Regions from separate parts of the Homo sapiens genome. Here region 2 is linked to region 1. Evidence: read pairs that join two places in POLR2A ChIA-PET (ENCODE). Cell type or tissue: A673. All regions are shown on one strand. Each heading gives the region's core, and the rest is flanking DNA. Links, peaks and the distances in the headings are about the cores only.

Evidence for each region. ChIA-PET counts read pairs that join two places held together with the same protein. Peaks named below come from ENCODE experiments on the same cell type or tissue, not always from the same donor. Only the 100,000 strongest peaks of a DNase experiment are listed, where the experiment ranks them.
Region 2: POLR2A ChIA-PET joins it to region 1 with 9 read pairs; 6 of 35 experiments call an interaction of 5 or more read pairs at or near these places.

What each region holds. Positions count from the first base shown.
Region 1 is chr3:99,907,125-99,915,781 of GRCh38, reverse strand. The region is part of intron 1 of CMSS1 (cms1 ribosomal small subunit homolog); the gene reads right to left. All of the region lies in intron 4 of FILIP1L (filamin A interacting protein 1 like), which reads left to right. All of the region lies in intron 1 of LOC105374010 (a long non-coding RNA gene), which reads right to left. Among named protein-coding and RNA genes, the nearest start is that of MIR3921, 53 kb to the left of the region's middle. In A673, for the core only: no CTCF peak of the experiment used is centred there; a DNase peak (open chromatin) is centred at 4,731.
Region 2 is chr3:100,274,585-100,282,867 of GRCh38, reverse strand. TBC1D23 (TBC1 domain family member 23) reads right to left here. Exons shown (of 19, transcript NM_001199198.3): 2 at 3,108-3,219; 3 at 1,021-1,126. Among named protein-coding and RNA genes, the nearest start is that of TBC1D23, 18 kb to the right of the region's middle. In A673, for the core only: no CTCF peak of the experiment used is centred there; no DNase peak of the experiment used is centred there.

The sequences.
Region 1 (8,657 bases), core at 1,683-6,682:
GGATACAGAGGAGGCAAAATAAGGGCTTATACTCAAGGCATGGTTGTATCCTATTTCCTTTAGTGTAGGAGAATTGCTGAATGTCCTAATGATCTAACACTGTATAACACTGAGCTGGGCAAGACAGTGCTCTGTGAACTTTTTTTTTTTTAAACCATTAAGACTCATTTCTTCTTTTTGGTAAATCACTCTACTTAGAGAAACAGAAATGTTAGTTTGGTGGTATTATGAAAAATGTAGCCTTCCAAATATGCGAAATCAAGACTGAACCAAAGTGAGGGTTTTTAAGTACATCCAAAGTCTCCAATGCTTCTCTGGCTTGCCACTGTCAAAAATCCTCACACTAATTGCATCTTCTTGTCTAAAGTTATTATGAAAAATCAAATATTCCCACTCTAAGGTAAGCGGGCTTACTTTTGATATATTTTGTTACACAGCCCCTTCCACAGGACCAAGAGTATGGGAGAGGTAAAATAAATATTTTTTTTGAATGAGTGAATGAAATGTAGGAAAAGTTGGCTACATTTTAATCTATTATTTTCCATTAATCTCTCATCATGAATTAGCTTCTGGATTCATTCCCTTCGGTTAGCATGGTCATGGGAGAATGGGATATAAGACAAGCCCATTTTGATGAGGAAAGCAGAATGAGCTTAAGAGCATTGGGACTATCCCCAAGAAGGCAGAATTAAGAGCATATGGTGCCCTTATCATGGAGCTAGAAGAAAAAAAATGATCCTAAAAGGGGATTTTAAGATTAAACACATCAGAGACATTAACTAATCACTAAAAACAACTCACTCAATTCATACATTGCAGTTTTTATATCCAATATTTTTTCACTAACAAAAACATCATGACCATTTTCCCAAATCACCAACTACTCTACATCACAATGAAAGTAGATGAATACTACTGTATCACACAGGTGCATCACAACTTATTTAGCAAATTCTCTGTTGTGGGCATTTATATTCCTCCTTTGTCACTAGTATAAAGAACTCTATCCTGAATGGCCTCACATTCCAATGAATTTTTATGCCTTTCTGATTATTGTTTTAGAATTCTTATATGTGAAATTGCTAAGTCAAAAGTTATGAACCTATTTAAGTTATAAAACCTATAGCTAAACTGCCTTCTGTAAAAGATATTTATACCATTACTAACAATGAAGAAGAGAACCAATTTCTTACTTTATAACTTTACCTGAGACTAGTCTTGAATCTGACCTCAATTTAAACATGATATGATGTTGTAAAGAGTATAAAGTGAATGTTAATGACATGAATCAGACTTTCCCACTGACTTGGGCTTTGTTTAGAGATGTGTTACTTCTGGAAAAAAAAATCTAACATATCAAAAACACACTTAAAGATTATAACATTTTATTGAAAGAGTATTTTCACCTTGTCAATATAATTTCAGTATATTTCCTTTTCCCTATCAAATTCAGGTTCTCATGGCCTAGCATCACTGGTCTTCCAAAAATAAAAAAACTTCCATTGCTCATTCTCTGAAATGTCTGAGGCTTCCTCCTTCATATATCCTATATCAAGTCTTAGAGTCCAAATCCAGGATCCTGGCTTACCTTTCTCACCACATGACATATTTGGCAACAGCTCACAACACTCAGTACTGGCCCTACATGGTCCTGAAAAGTCTGATTTGTTGAAAATAGTGGGATCTAAGGCCCACTTTGCCAAATTCCCTCTCTAATTTAAATTCAGTTAGTTTGGAGTGTTTGAGAATTCTTTATCAGTTTCCTATTTAACTCAATTTCTACTTGCCAATCCTCACTTCTTTAAATTTCCTCCCTACTTATCATACACATACACTCCATTTATTTCCATGAATTTCTCAGTAACACTCTGAAATATCCGAGATGCCTGACAAACTTGTAGCTTCAGAAGATGTTTCAGAAGAAACGCATTAGCAAGATTCATGAGACTGAATATGTGTTTTCTACGTTTTTTCTTTTCTTAAAAATAAGTAATTTCCAACTCACAGCTTTTTCACACTATATCTTGCATATATGCTTCAGGGTCACGCACATAGCCCTGCTCTCACTTCCTACTCCTCAAAGATAATCCACCATGAATAGTTTCTTGTATTTATCTTTAAAAAGATTATTACAAGCATATATCAGCAATTCATGAAGATCATACAATACTTTTTCTATTCTTTTTTTAAGTGGTTGCATATTATTCAATTTTATAGATGCAATTCATTTAGCCAGGCCACCTTATGAGCTTTAGATTGTATCCTTTTTATTTCCTATTAAACATTCTTTGGTTAATTGATTCTCAGTAACTTCAAATGCCTCTTACTTTCTACTTTCCTTTAGAAATAGGTTAATCACTGGTAACAGAGAGATACCACTTCATATCCACTACGATAACTTTAATCAAAAAGATAATAACAAGTATTGACAAGGATGTGAAACTGGAACCCTCATATGCTGCTGTGTAGTAATGTAAAATGGTGCATTGGAAAATAGTCTGTCAGTTCCTCAAAAAGTTAAGTGTAGAATTATTGCCTTAGTCCGCTGGGGCTGTGATGACAAAATACCAGAGATTGGGTGGCTTGTAAACAACAGAAATTTATTTCTCACAGTTCTGGAAGGTGGAAGTCAGAGATGAGGGTGCTAGAAGTATTCTGGTAAGGGCCCTCTTCTGGGTTGTAAACCGCTGTCGTCTCCTTGTTTCCTCACGTGGTGGAAAGTGGGTGAGAAAGTTCTTATGAGGGTCACTAATTCCATTCATGAATGCCCCTCTAACCTCAAAACCTAATTATCTCCCAAAGGCTCCACTTCCTAATACCATCACATTGGGAGTTATGATTTCAACATAAGAGTTTGGGGGGACACAAATATTCAGTCCATTGCAGTTACCATACAACTCAGCAATTCTACTCTTAGGTACACACCTAAGAAGATGAAAACACATGTCCACAAAAATCTGTACACAAATATTCACAGCAGCATTATTCATGATAGTCAAGAAGTGAAAACAACCCAAATGTCCATCAACTGAGGCATGGATAAACAAAACTGTGGTATATCCATGTAATGGAATACTACTTGTCAATTGAAAAGAAGCTCTGTGGGCCAGGTGCGGTGGCTCATGCCTGTAATGCCAGCACTTTGGGAGGCTGAGGCAGGTGGACTGCTTGAGCCCAGGAGTTTGAGACCAGCCTGGGCAACATGGCAAAACTTCATCTCTACAAAAAATACAAAATTTAGCTGGGTGTGCTGGCATGCACCTGCAGTCCCAGCTACCTGGGCGGCTGAGGTAGGAGGATCACCTGAGTCCAGGGAGGTCAAGGCTGCAGTAAGCCGAGATCACGCCATTATACTCCAGCCTGGGAAACAAAGCAAGACCCTGTCTCAAAAGAAAAACAGAAAAAAGAAGCAGCAGCCCTGTGCCCATTAAGCAGTGACACTACAGCCGCTAGAAACCACTGATCTCCTTTCTGTCTCTATGGTTTTGCCTATTCTGGGCATTTCACATAAATGGAATCATACAAGATGTAGCTATTTGTCCCTGTTTTCTTTCACTTAAAATAATGTTTTCAGGGTTCAGACATGTTGTAACATGTATCAGTATACTTCATTCCTTTTTATGGCTGAATAAAACCAAAAAGGTCAGTATGGATGTATAACTTGATTGATTTAAATGACCAACAAGATAGATATAAAACTATTGATGATAATGTAGATTTCTCATGAGATAAAGTTTCACTGTGTTCTTAACACTCTAAAAATTAAAACTTTTAATGTTATTAGGAAGCAAAGAATAAAGACTTGGAACTGAAAGCAAATGATTATTTGCTGGAAAAAAAAAGAGAGAACGAACATTTTGGTTATATGTGAAAAGAGAGAAAATGGGGGATATTTGTTATCCATTCTTTCATTTAACTTAACACTATGCTTGGAACTAGGAACTAGGAAAAAAAAATAATGAAGAAGACATGGATCCTGTCTTTGAGGCCCAGGTGGAAACATAAGTAGAATGAGTTAATTAATTGTGAGCTGTAACAGAGGCATGTACAAGAGTGCTCAAGGATCTGATTAGAAAGATGGATTAGCTCTGCAGGGAGCGAATGTGAAGGTTTCCCAGCAGGCAGCAATTAGCTTCAAGGCTGAGTAGACTTAGCAGGCAGAGAAATGCACTCACAGGTACATTAAAAAGATAAATTTATGGAGTTAAGCCTCGGGTGAGGATGAGTATTTTAGAGCCAGGGCATACAGACCCTGTATGCCACAACCTTGGATTTCCCCTTTATCCTGAGACCATGAGACATTCGTCATGCAGAAAAATCTCAACCCACCACTGGCAAGTTGTTAGAGAACCTAGAGTGTATACAGGCCTTGTGTTAAGTGTGTCTAGAGTCAAATTTGGAAACAACTTAACAATAATAATACTTATTATTTTGTTATAATAACATATAATATATATTATATAATATATAATAACAAAAACAACAACCAGAAAACTATTACGAGCAAAACACCCAAGAGAAATGGATTTCACATTATCCATTATTGTACAACTTCCTGATAAAAACTTACTTTACAGCCAAATAGGATTGAAGAAATACATTTCCATTTGGCTGAAGCAAATGGAAAAATAAATCTCATTTCATCCTAAATCCCAGAAAGGGAGATGTGGGTGTGTAATGCGCTACCTAATCCCTTTGCCTAGCCTAAAATTGGCTAATTACAGCAACATGTGAATGAACAAACGGCAATGAGATATAACCAACTGGAAAAGAGAAAGAAACAGGAGCGTCTATTTATTTCAACTGTAACCTGAGCTCTGCCAAGAAGACAGGCCAGTCTCCATCTCTTCATCCTTGAAAAGGGTTGCTCAGCTAACCTTACTTAGAGAATATAACTGCCTTTGGCCATTGTTTGAGTTTGGGCCCAAGTTTCTTGGGCAACATTAAAAAAAATAACACTAGTTATGTGTTGATGCTTCCATCTATAAAATGGGCATAAATATTCTAGTTATCTACTTTCTTGCATGAGGGTTCTGAGAAGAGTATGGGTAACTATTTGGGCAAAGAATTTGAGATCTATAGGCCAAAGGGAAAATATAAACCCCATAAAATGTTTATTTACATATGGAGATAATAGTTAGAATTATAGCGTATTACTTTTTTTCAGCCTAAGGGCTAAAACATAATACTCCCCAGGTTACCTACAAAAATTGTTTCCTTGGAAAGTGGTAAGGGGTACTGGATATAACAACATGCATCTGCCACTTCACCTAGCACCTAACAACTGTGAAGACATGTGTTTGTTTACTTTAAAAGCTCTCAGTGATAGGAAGATTTATTAAAGAAATGAAACATTTCACCTCTAAAAGCTCACAGAACCCTGTTTTTGTTACATTAGTCTTGCCAGGAGAATTCTGAATGTGTTTGCATTCTATCAGTCGACAGTGTGAGTCAGTGTGTCCCAAACCAGTTTTCTAACCAGAAAGCTGAGAAGTTTGATGACACATTTAGGTAAACATACTCACTGGATGAAGTTATTTAAATTTTTATAGCCTTTTAATCCTCTCTAAGCCTTTGAAATCCATACAGGTTTTTAGACAAGATTTAAGTTCTTGTAAGTCAAAGAATAGAAATTACGTATAAACCAACTCTATTAAGAATTTCACAGGTTCTGGACATCTAAGAATACCTAATATTATACTTGAAAGTGCAATGAGGGTGAGCTGACCCCACACTGAAGCCCTTCACTGTTAAGTAATCAGCCTTATTCTTAAACAAAATTTCAGCTCTGAATACACATTTTGCCCCGAGAACTGAAATTTCTCACTCATTTTGGTCAGATGACAACAGCTCTTGTTGACAATGATAAATGAACTCTGAATATGAAGGGTTCACTCAAGTGAAAGAACAGGAAAGGGGTTGCAGACTGTGACTTTCATCACCTACTCTCCATGCAATTTCAGAATTCAATAGGCAGTTGAATGGAAATGGAATAAAAATGTGGCAAAATATACACTGAGGTTATCTAAATTAACTATAACTGATAGCAACTTTAAGTTATTATGAGTTAAATAAAATTAGCAGTGTGATGGACTTTTTTCATCTGTATGATGAAAAACATGACACACTTGATACCCTATTATTAGCAGTATTATTATTTCTTTATGCAAAGATTTTTCAAGTAAATCTACTCATTCTCTTACTCTAGAGAGTTTCTGCTTCACCTAAAAGAAATCTTGCCCTTGCCATGAATGATTATGTCTGCAGGAAAATTTGACTTTTCATTATTCACAAATTTGTTAACAAGTAACTATTGTACAAGGGGTGGCTCTAACTCCTTTTGATACCATGACTCCACCCACACCCCAGACCCCCTCACCTGACCCAAGGCTTCCACATCATTCCTACATGGATATATATGAAACATACACAAGCACATGGTACAGTGTATACACACAATCAAAATTCAATTTATTTTGCAGGTAGCACCACCAAACCCTAGCTCAGAGTACCTCTGCTCCATTTTCTGTTTGGTATTGGATCAGACAGAAAATTAATTTTATGAGAAGAGGCCAGAACTTGAAACAGGTGTCTCCCTGCATGTCTTTCACCCATAGCCTCAACTTGAAGCTCCTAAATTATGACACTTTAGCCATCTACTTGTTCAAGAAATGCTGCACTAGAACATTTGGTTCTTACATTTTCCAGGTAAGCATTCCTTTGATGGCCTGTGCACACACACATGCACACACAAAGGTTCTCCAATAATTTTTTTAAGTATAGAGTTGTTAACTGGTAAATTATTCACAAAGAGTAAATGGGGTCAGAGTAATCTCACACAGAATTTTAACTAAATCCCTGAAGCTAATTAAGATTCCCATTAAAAGAAAGAACACACACACACACACAATAGGAATTTTTTTTTGTAGATGGTAGATTCTATTTTGTATATTCTATACAAAAAATACAAAGAAAGGTCTCTTGTAAATAACTTGATAATTAGTGATAATAACAATTACATTTAATTAAATATTTACTGTCAAACACTGTGCTAAGCACAGTAGATTATCTCATTTAATCCTCCTAACAACCTTTTAAAGGAGGTAATATTATTGTCCACATAATATTCAGATAATCACCCTGAAGAAGCTCAAAGACAGTAACTTTCCCAAGATCACACTGCTAGTAACTGGAGAGGAGAATTAGGCCTCAAGGACTCTCATATCTGAGCTCTTAACACTTCTTTGCCAGTGGTTCCCAAACCTAAGTGATCATCATTATTGCCTGGGGAGACACTTAAAAGTATAGATTCCTGGGCCCAACCCCAAACATACTGAATGAGAATCTCCAACAGTGGAACTTGCAGATAGGAACATAATGGTATTTCAAATATGGTTCAAATGTTCTTTTAAGATGCCAAGAGAACACGAGTGAAGCCAGTTGTCACATAGTTGTCTAAGTCAAATCATCTGCCTTCAATAGAAAATAGCATCTCTTTTTCCACATATACCTCTTCTCACTTTATAATAGAAAGGTCTTATTTGCTAAAAGGTCAAATTAGGTAATGGACATACTATGTCAGCAATTTGTACTGACATATCCAGCTGCATGGGCTATGTTATGGAAGATGAAAGTGATACAGCACAGAAATTCTGCTGATTCAGAACTGCCGAGTTAGAACTTCACTGACAGAGAAGACACAAAAACAATTGGACAGTTTAAAAATCCTTGGCCATGCTCATTGCATGACCAGATCAATATTTACAAATATTCAATACACAGTTTCAGTACCTGAAAAATTTACTTATCATCTAGTTCATTTATTCATTCATTTCAAAATGCTTACTGAGTTCCTTCCATGTGCCAGGCACTGGATCACACATATGGCCCTTGCCCTCAGGAGGAGAAAAGCATTCAGGTGGTGGAAAAAGAGGTGATCACTGATTAGGGGATCAGGAATGGCTTGATCTCCTAATGGATCCAGATAGCATTAGCGTTGCACATTAAAAGACAGACATAGTTCAGACAAGGAGAAAAAGAGAAGGGAACACAAAAATCATTATAGGTGGACTTAATAGCATAAGGGAAGGGGATTAGGGCAAAAAGAGCAATCAAATTCAGGAAAAAGCAAGGAATATGGTTTGGCTTAAGTACACATAATGTGAAAAAACAGTGGAAGCTATGGGTGCAATGTTATGTTCAGCAAAGAGCTGCAGATGTCAAAATAAAGGGGTACGCCAGGTGCGTTGGCTCACGTCTGTAATCCCAGCACTTTGGGAGGCCGAGGCGGGTGGATCATGAGGTCAGGAGATCAAGACCATCCTGGCTAACATGGTGAAACCCTGTCTCTACTAAAAATACAAAAAATTAGTTGGGCGTGGTGGTGGGCGCCTGTAGTCCCAGCTGTTGGGGAGGCTGAGGCAGGAGAATGGCATGAACCCGGGAGGTGGAGCTTGCAGTGAGCTGAGATTGCGCCACTGCACTCCAGCCTGGGCAACAGAGTGAGACTCTGTCTCAAAAAAAATAAAAAAGAAAATTAAAAGGGTAATAGGTAGTTAAGATAACTATTCCACACCATTCCATCAGCACTATGATAACGTGACAAAGTATTAAGAGTACAAGAAGCTGAAGATCTGAGTTGAAGGGCTGCTTCCAGT
Region 2 (8,283 bases), core at 1,086-6,085, 370 kb before region 1:
TAAAGATAGGCATAGCCCATATTCCTGGGAAGCAAAAGGGTTTTCTAAACAGATTATCACCTACTCCATGATGGGCAGTTGTTGCTATAATTTTGGCAAGAAGAGGGAAAGGAATTCATTCTCCACTATCAAATTCTTTCTTTTGTCCACACCAGCAATAATGTTTCTGCTGTGCTTACCACACATAGGCCTATCAAGCTAATAATTTAACTAAAATATGATGGAAAGAGAAACAAAAATACAATGCACTAGAGATGAATTTAAAAGAAGTATAAACTAAATTCATCCACATTGTGAAATGAAATAGATGTTGTGGGGTGACTGGAAACCTATTCAATCACAATTTATAGTAGTTTCTCTACAGCAGTCCACAAACTATGATTTATAGATAAACTTTTGGAACAAAGCTCCCCTTTGAGGGCTGCATACAATCATATAGATCTTTAATTATATAAAAATCAAATTTAAGACTACAACAAACCCATAAATGTACATGAAAAATCTAACATATAATGCAAAAGAAACAGTAAAAACTAGGTTATCTTTTTTGTTTCTTTGAGATAGAGTCTCACTCTGTGCCCAGGCTGGAGTGCAGTGGTGTGATCTCAGGTCACTGCAACCTTTGCCTCCTGTGTTCAAGCAGTTCTCCTGCCTCAGCCTCCCAAGTAGCTGGGACTACAGGCGCCCACCACCACACCTGGCTAATTTTTGTATTTTTTAGTAGAGACAGGGTTTTGCCATGTTGGCCAGGCTGGTCTTGAACTCTTGACCTCAAGTGATCTGTCTGCCTTGGCCTCCCAAAGTGCTGGGATTCAGGTGTGAGTCACTGCACCCAGTCAAAACTAGGCTCCCTTAAAATTAATAGACAATATTTCATAAGAATTTCCAAAGAAAAGTTCTAAAGCTATTTACAAGCCTTTTACAAATTCTGAAATTATAAGATTATTCTGAAGAGTGATTCCTCAACCCAAAAATTATTTCCAAAATTTAACTCTGCTTGAAAGTGATTATTCAGCTTACCAATAAACTGCAGGCAATCTTTGTGAATAGTGTTCTGTTCTGGCAAGTCTAAAATACCATCCCATGATGCCAAACTATCACCTTTTCCTGCAACATTCAGAGCAATCTGGAAGAAAGATTTAAAAAGTGACTAGCTTCATATGTTATTCCTCATTCTTGGAAAATATGCTGTAATAATTAAAGGCCTGAATTTAAAAATAATAACAAAGATTACAATTAAGGTATCCATACTCCACCAAATGTTGAGTATTTAGTCATGTCACAACCAGCAGAATTATTTTAAGTCCTCCTACATTAGATATTTCTTCATGTTGATTTAGTGAATACAATAAATTACCCAAAATATTTATATATTTAGATATGTAAATTTACACAATCAATTTTTTTAATGTAAAAACAACAGAATGTACTGGCAAAGAAAAAGTACATCTGTGCCATGTACATTTTAAAATTATACAAAAGAATACTTAATAAATTGAGCAAATGTTTTCACTGTTTTGTAAGGTTTTTTTTAAAATGTAAAATAAACTGTATTGATTTAAAGAATCTTAAGTGACATATCCAAATGCAACAGGTAGACCTACTAGAATTCAAATTTAAACAAATCACCCATAAAAACACATGTATGAGACAACTGAAGAAATTATTTTATGATATTAAGGAATTACCAGTCTTTTTTATTTTTTGAGACTGAGTTTCGCTCTCTTGCTCAGGCTGGAGCATAGTGGCACGATCTCGGCTCAATGCAACCTCTCCGCCTCCCGGGTTCAAGTGATTCTCCTGCCTCAGCCTCCCAAGTAGCTGATACTACAGGCACCCACCACCACGCCCAGCTAATTTTTGTATTTTTAGTAGAGATGGGGATTCACCATGTTGGCCAGGCTGGTCTCAAACTCCTAACCTCAGGTGATCCACCTGCCTCAACTTCCCAAAGTGCTGGGATTACAGGTGTGAGCCACTGTACCCAGCCAGGAATTACCATTCTTTTAAACGTTTCAGACTTTTAGTATGCTAGCAAGGATTTGCTTTAAAACAATCCAGTGAGTTGGGTGGGGAGGAAAGGATGAGGATACTAATCAAACAACACTGGCTAAATGTTGATACCAGTTAAAGCTGGGTTATGGGCACATGGGAGTTCATTATACAAGTTCTACACTTTTGCATGTGCTTAAACTTCTATAATAAAATGCTCAGAATGCTGTGTACAGTTTTAATTCCATTTCTGTTACATATGTGCATAGGGCAAAAAGGTAAAAAGGTAAGCACCAAGACCTCATCTGTTTTACCTATAGGTGGTAGGTAACAGATTTTTATTTTATCCTTTGTGGTTGTTATGCTGTATATATTTCCACAAATATATGTATTTCTTTTGTAATCATAACAATGCCTTAATTCAAAATTTTAAAAAATAATAATACACATGAACTGTAGAATAGCTGAATAGAGGAAAACAAAGGGAAAATCTCCTATAACCCAACAGCCAGAGGCATACTTCCTTTTTTATTTTTAACATTGTTATGATCATTCTGTATCTGCAAATATACATCCTATTTTACTCACTGATTGTATCTTGTTTCAAGAAAATTTTCATAAACACCATTTCTTTTTGTTTTTTTTTTGAGATGGAGTCTCACTTTGTCACTCAGGCTGGAGTGCAGTGGCGCTATCTCGGCTCACTGTAGCCTCGCCTCCTGGGTTCAAGCGATTCTCTTGCCTCGGCCTCTTGGTAGAGATGGGGTCTCACCATGTTGGCCAGGCGGGTCTTGAACTCCTGACCTCAGGTGATCTGCCTGCCTCAGCCTCCCAAAGTGTTGGGATTATAGGCATGAGCCATTGTGCCTGGCCCCATAAACACCATTTCTAATGGCTACAAAAGCATATATTACATTCCAAAATCTAAGCCATTATTGTTAAATATACCAAACACTACAGAAACAAACATTTTAATAAGCTGCTGTTTGATAAATCTAGATGCGGCATGCTCATAAGGTAATAAAGTTTTCTGCAACTAAGACATCTGAAGCAACAAACTTTTAAAAATATTATTCTTCAGTGATTACATTTTATTCATTTTAGTTTCTAGTTACCTTCCAAACTTTGGCCCTCAGATCAGCAGGCAGCGGTCTTCCTTGAATTATATTTCTCAACGTTTCAAGATCACAACCTCCTGCTTCCAGAGCTTCTTCAAGATCTTTTTCCCTAAAAAATAAGTCCTATTTATTAAAATGAACTTTATCTCATACTTTTTCTTATTCAAGATTCATTTATAAGCATGGCCTATTAAAGGCTTGTCTAAGAAACAAAAGTTCTCAGCAACCAAAATGTAATGCCAAGGTATACACAGCATGTTTTCTTGTGGGAAATCTCAGGCTTCATACAGTCAATTTACTCTCATTTTACCCTTAGTTTGGTTGTCTTTTCCTAGATTAGAGAAATTTAAAGAGGAGATGGGGCAAGCTGGCTGACAGCACTGTGAAGTCATAGTAATAACAGTATTCCTGGTGGTGGTAATAACTTTACATAGCAACTATGTGTGGGGCACTATTTCAAACATTTTATGTGTTCTTTTTAATCCTCATAACAATCCCTATGAGGTAGGTTACATCACTGACCCCACGTACAGATGCAAAAATGGAGGCAAAGAAGGGTTATAGACATTTAGGGGACAACTGAAGAAATAACTTCATTGGTATTAAAAAGTTACTGTTCTTTTAGGTGTTTACCAGTATTATGGTATAGGGTCACATGTCATATTATGGTCACATGTCATATCAGCAGTAGAGCCAGGATTCAAATTTTAACAGTCTGGTTCCTGAATTCGTGTTCTTAACATTATGCTCAATTCAGCCAAGAATTCAAAACACTGCAGCCTGAGACTATTTAGTAAATGACTACATCAGTATCATGCCTAGAGCAGTGCCTAGCCTACAATAAGTATTAAATAAATGTTAGAGGGAAAAAAGGATCTATTGGTATATTAAAGCAAAAGAATAATATCACATCATCAAGTAAATTACCAAGCAGTTTTGTTCAGTCTACGATGTTTAAGGAGAAAAGTATGAATTTAATTTCATTTGTATAAGGTAAAAATAATTAAAAGAATACTTTTACAAAAGTATACATTGTTTTCTAGCCAGAAAATAACCAGTTAAATTATCAATTCCAGCTGGGCGCAGTGGCTCACGCCTGTAATCCCAGCACTTTGGGAGGCCAAGGTGGGTGGATCACAAGGTCAGGAGTTCAAGACCAGCCTGGCCAAGATGGTGAAACCCCGTCTCTACTAAAAACACAAAAAATTAGCGGGCTGTGGTGGCAGGTCCCTGTAATCCCAGCTACTTGGCAGGCTAAGGCAGACAATTGCTTGAACCCAGGAGGCGGAGGTTGCAGTGAGCCAAGATTATGCTACTGCACCCCAGCCTGGGTGACAGAGCAAGACTCCGTCTCAAAAAAAAAAAAAAAAATCAATCAATTCCTTAGGAATTTTCAAAAACTGAGGTTTCAGTCATTGTTTATGATTTCAGCATACATTAAAAATCTGTACAAATTTTTAAGAGCTTCATAACCTGGACAATCTGTAACATTCTTTGAAGCAGCCTAAAAGGCAGATGATCTCACTAGGATCAGGAAATCAGGATTTCTGTCCCATTTTGGTGGTTCTGAAGAAAATAAATTATTCCCACTCTTCATTTTTTTCACTAAGACAATGAAAACTTCCCCACTGATAGGCATCTAAGAATATTAGTTTAAATGTATAAATTTCATAAAGCGTTGCTCTCCTAAGAGAAAGGAATTAAATGAAAATGTAATCACTTAGGATCATACTCAACAGAAAAGTACTCATCGAATTTGAAAGGTTCCTTGACAAAGCTACTACAAATTCATATGAACAGAAGATAACTAATAACCACACAAGAAACATTTAGTTCTTTTGCTATATGGTCACCAAAGTGTTGGAAGGGAGAGGTAGAGAAAAAGATTTCAAGTCTACTGTTGAGAGTTCAGGCCTATAGCTGATAAAAACTGGGGTTTATCTCTTCTCTTCTGGCCAAAATGTACAAGGCAGGCTGTTAGTAACCATGAAACAAAGAAAATTTAATGGCATCTTTGGTGAATAAATACCATATATTTAAATGGTCAAATGTGTCAAATAATGAGGGACTAAAAACACTACTTACTGGGATGAAATTATTTTACTAGATGAAGAATTAGAATTATTCACTTTTTAGTGCAAAATCCTTTTCTTTTTGAAGTAATTTTGCCAAATCCCCTACTATTCCAGAGAACAAAGCTTGTATTTTGTTGCAAAATGCCCAATCCTCAAAGTACTTTTTAAATCACAATAATGTACAAACACATCTCTGTTGATACAGCTGCTGTTGGAGTCTTTGATGCTGTCTCCAGGGAACCACAAATGTGCTCTCCAGCAGTACAACCATGAGCAAGGGCTCCTTTGAAGACCAGAAAATGCTACACCTTAAGTAGCAAAAGATACTTCTTACAAACCTAAATAATTAAAAGTAACACTATTTTCTGAACAAGGCATCCAAAGGTACAGTTAATAGACCTTCGACAATATAAATGTGCTTATAAAAGTAGTAAAGAGCTGAAAATTGTTAAGGTAAATCATTCATAGAAGGATCAATCAGAGATAAGAATTCTATAGCATTTAGCTCCCAAATAGAATTCCTCTTCCCCTAAACCAAGTTTCTGCTTTTAAACAAGTAATACAATTCTAACATACAAAAGCAAAATCCATGTCTGGTGTGGTATGAGTGGGTGGGCTGTGTTTTGTTCAGTCTTCTTTGATTACCAGCAGCTTCTCACTGACCTTACAAATTAAAGATTGGTACAGTTACACTGGACATCCAGACAAGGTTTTAAAACAGAAAAGTACAGGCTTTGTCCATTTATTCTAGAAAGTACAAAAAATAAGCAAAATTATCTCCTTTGCTCAGAAAGGTCAGGACAGACCAAATCCCATGGTTCTGAGGTGGGAAGGAAGGAGAAACTCACCTCCTCCTGACTCTGTGACTTTGAAACTATTAACGTATGTTGGTATAATACTACAGGTTCCTGTCATGATCTATCAATAGCATTATTTTCCAAACCTAAATAAAACATAACAGAATTTCCCCTCACCTGATGTTGTGTGGTAAAATCACCTAATCTAAGCATTGTAGCCCAAGTTGCTTCAGAATTACAGCGAGGCAAACAATGTCACTGGATTTATATGGAAATAGTTTAATATTTATACTCAAGCTAGCAAATGAATTGGATTTTTCTTCTTTAGCCAAATGGTGAATAACATATGGAAGCATTTGCACAATGTATGGGAGAAGGAAGCATGAATTTTCAAGCACTACCAAATTTAATATGCATTTCCAAATGCTTCTATGATTAACAAATTCGTTATTAGAAATTTTGTAATTTTCTGAATAAACCATATTGAATCATACTAAAATTATGATTTTTAAAAGCAACTGGATTACATATATTGTGTTCCTAAAATTAAAATTATAGGAAATAGGAATTATATATTATATTCCTATAATATATATTATAGGAAATCTCCCACTAGGAAAAAATGACTATATACTAACATTTTTCTAAATTCGGTTTTCCTCCCAACCATGTTCTAAAAATTTATTTTCCCCATCATTTCAAAATTTATGAAAACTGTTTAAATATACACACACTCTCGCCAAACAGGGCATGAAAACAAGAAACGAGACTTAGTTCATCTCCTTTTTTTTTTTTTTTTAACAAGTATCTTTCTGCACTTAAAGAAACCCCATACCCATTAGCAGTCACTCGCCATTCCTCCCCACCAGCACCTCCTACCCTGACCCCAGTCTCTGCCAACCGCTGATTTACTTTCTGTCTCTACATATTTACCTATTCTAGATATTTCATATAACTGGAATCATATAATGTGTGGCCTTTATGCCTGGTTTCATTTAGCATAACATTTCAACATCTATCCATAATGTAGCATGTATCAATATATGCTTTTCATTGCCAAATAATAGTCCATTGTATATGAATATACCATATTTTACTTATCCATCCATTACATAATGGGCTTTTGAGTTGTTTCAACTTTTTGGTTATTATAATTACCTTAATTTTGAACACAAGTATCAGTAGTTCAACTGGTTAAGTGTATGATACATATATATTATTTGTTCATTAATTATTTATTCTTCAAGAGGTCTGAAAGAATTTAAAGATCAAGTCTATTAAAACCTCACTCAAAAACTAAACCCAAACCAGGCCAGGGGCAGTAGCTTATACCTGTAATCCCAGCACTTCTGGTTGGATGGCTTGAGCCCAGGAGTTTGAGACCAGCCTGGGCAACATGGAAAAAACCCATTTCCACAAAAAGTACAAAAATTAGCAAGTTGTAGTGGTATGCAGCTGTAGTCCCAGCTACTCAACAGGCTGAGGCAGGAGGATCAATTGAGCTCAGGAGGCAGAGGCTGCAGTAAGGCCAAGATCATACCACTGCACTCCAGCCTGGGCTACAGAACGAGACCCTGTCTCAAAAAACAGGCTACAGAACAAGACCTTGTCTCAAAAAGCAAACAAACAAAAAAAAAACACAAAATAATAAAACCAAACCAAAGAACCTGTCACACTCATGAGGATGACTACTACTTTCAAAAAACATAGGTTGACAAAGATGTGAACCCTTGTGTACAGTTAGTGGAAATGCAAAATGACGCAGCCACTATGGAAAACGGTATGACAGTTCCACAAAGAATTAAAAATACATGTCTCATACAATTCAGCAATTCCATATCCTGAAATGTCTGAAAGAATTGAAGGCAGAGTCTGAAAGAGACTTTTGTATACACATGTTCACAGCAGCATTATCCACAGTAGCCCAAAGGTGAATGCAACCCAAGTGTCCGTTCACTGAGGGATGAATGAATAAACAAAAAGGGGGGGGGTGTGTACTGTATGCATAGATATATGTAATTAATAAACAAATATTATATATTTATCATATTATATATGTTTATTAATTTATATATGTAATTAATAAGTTAATTACATATTATAGAATATATATTATATATAATATATAATGGACTATTATACAGCCTAAAAAGGGAGGAAATTCTGACACATGCTACGACATAGATGAACCTTGACAACATTACGGTAAGTGAAATAAATCCGTCCCAAAAAGACAAATACTATACAATGCCACTTATGTGAGGTACCTAGAGTAGTAAATTTAGAGAGCGGTTACCAGGG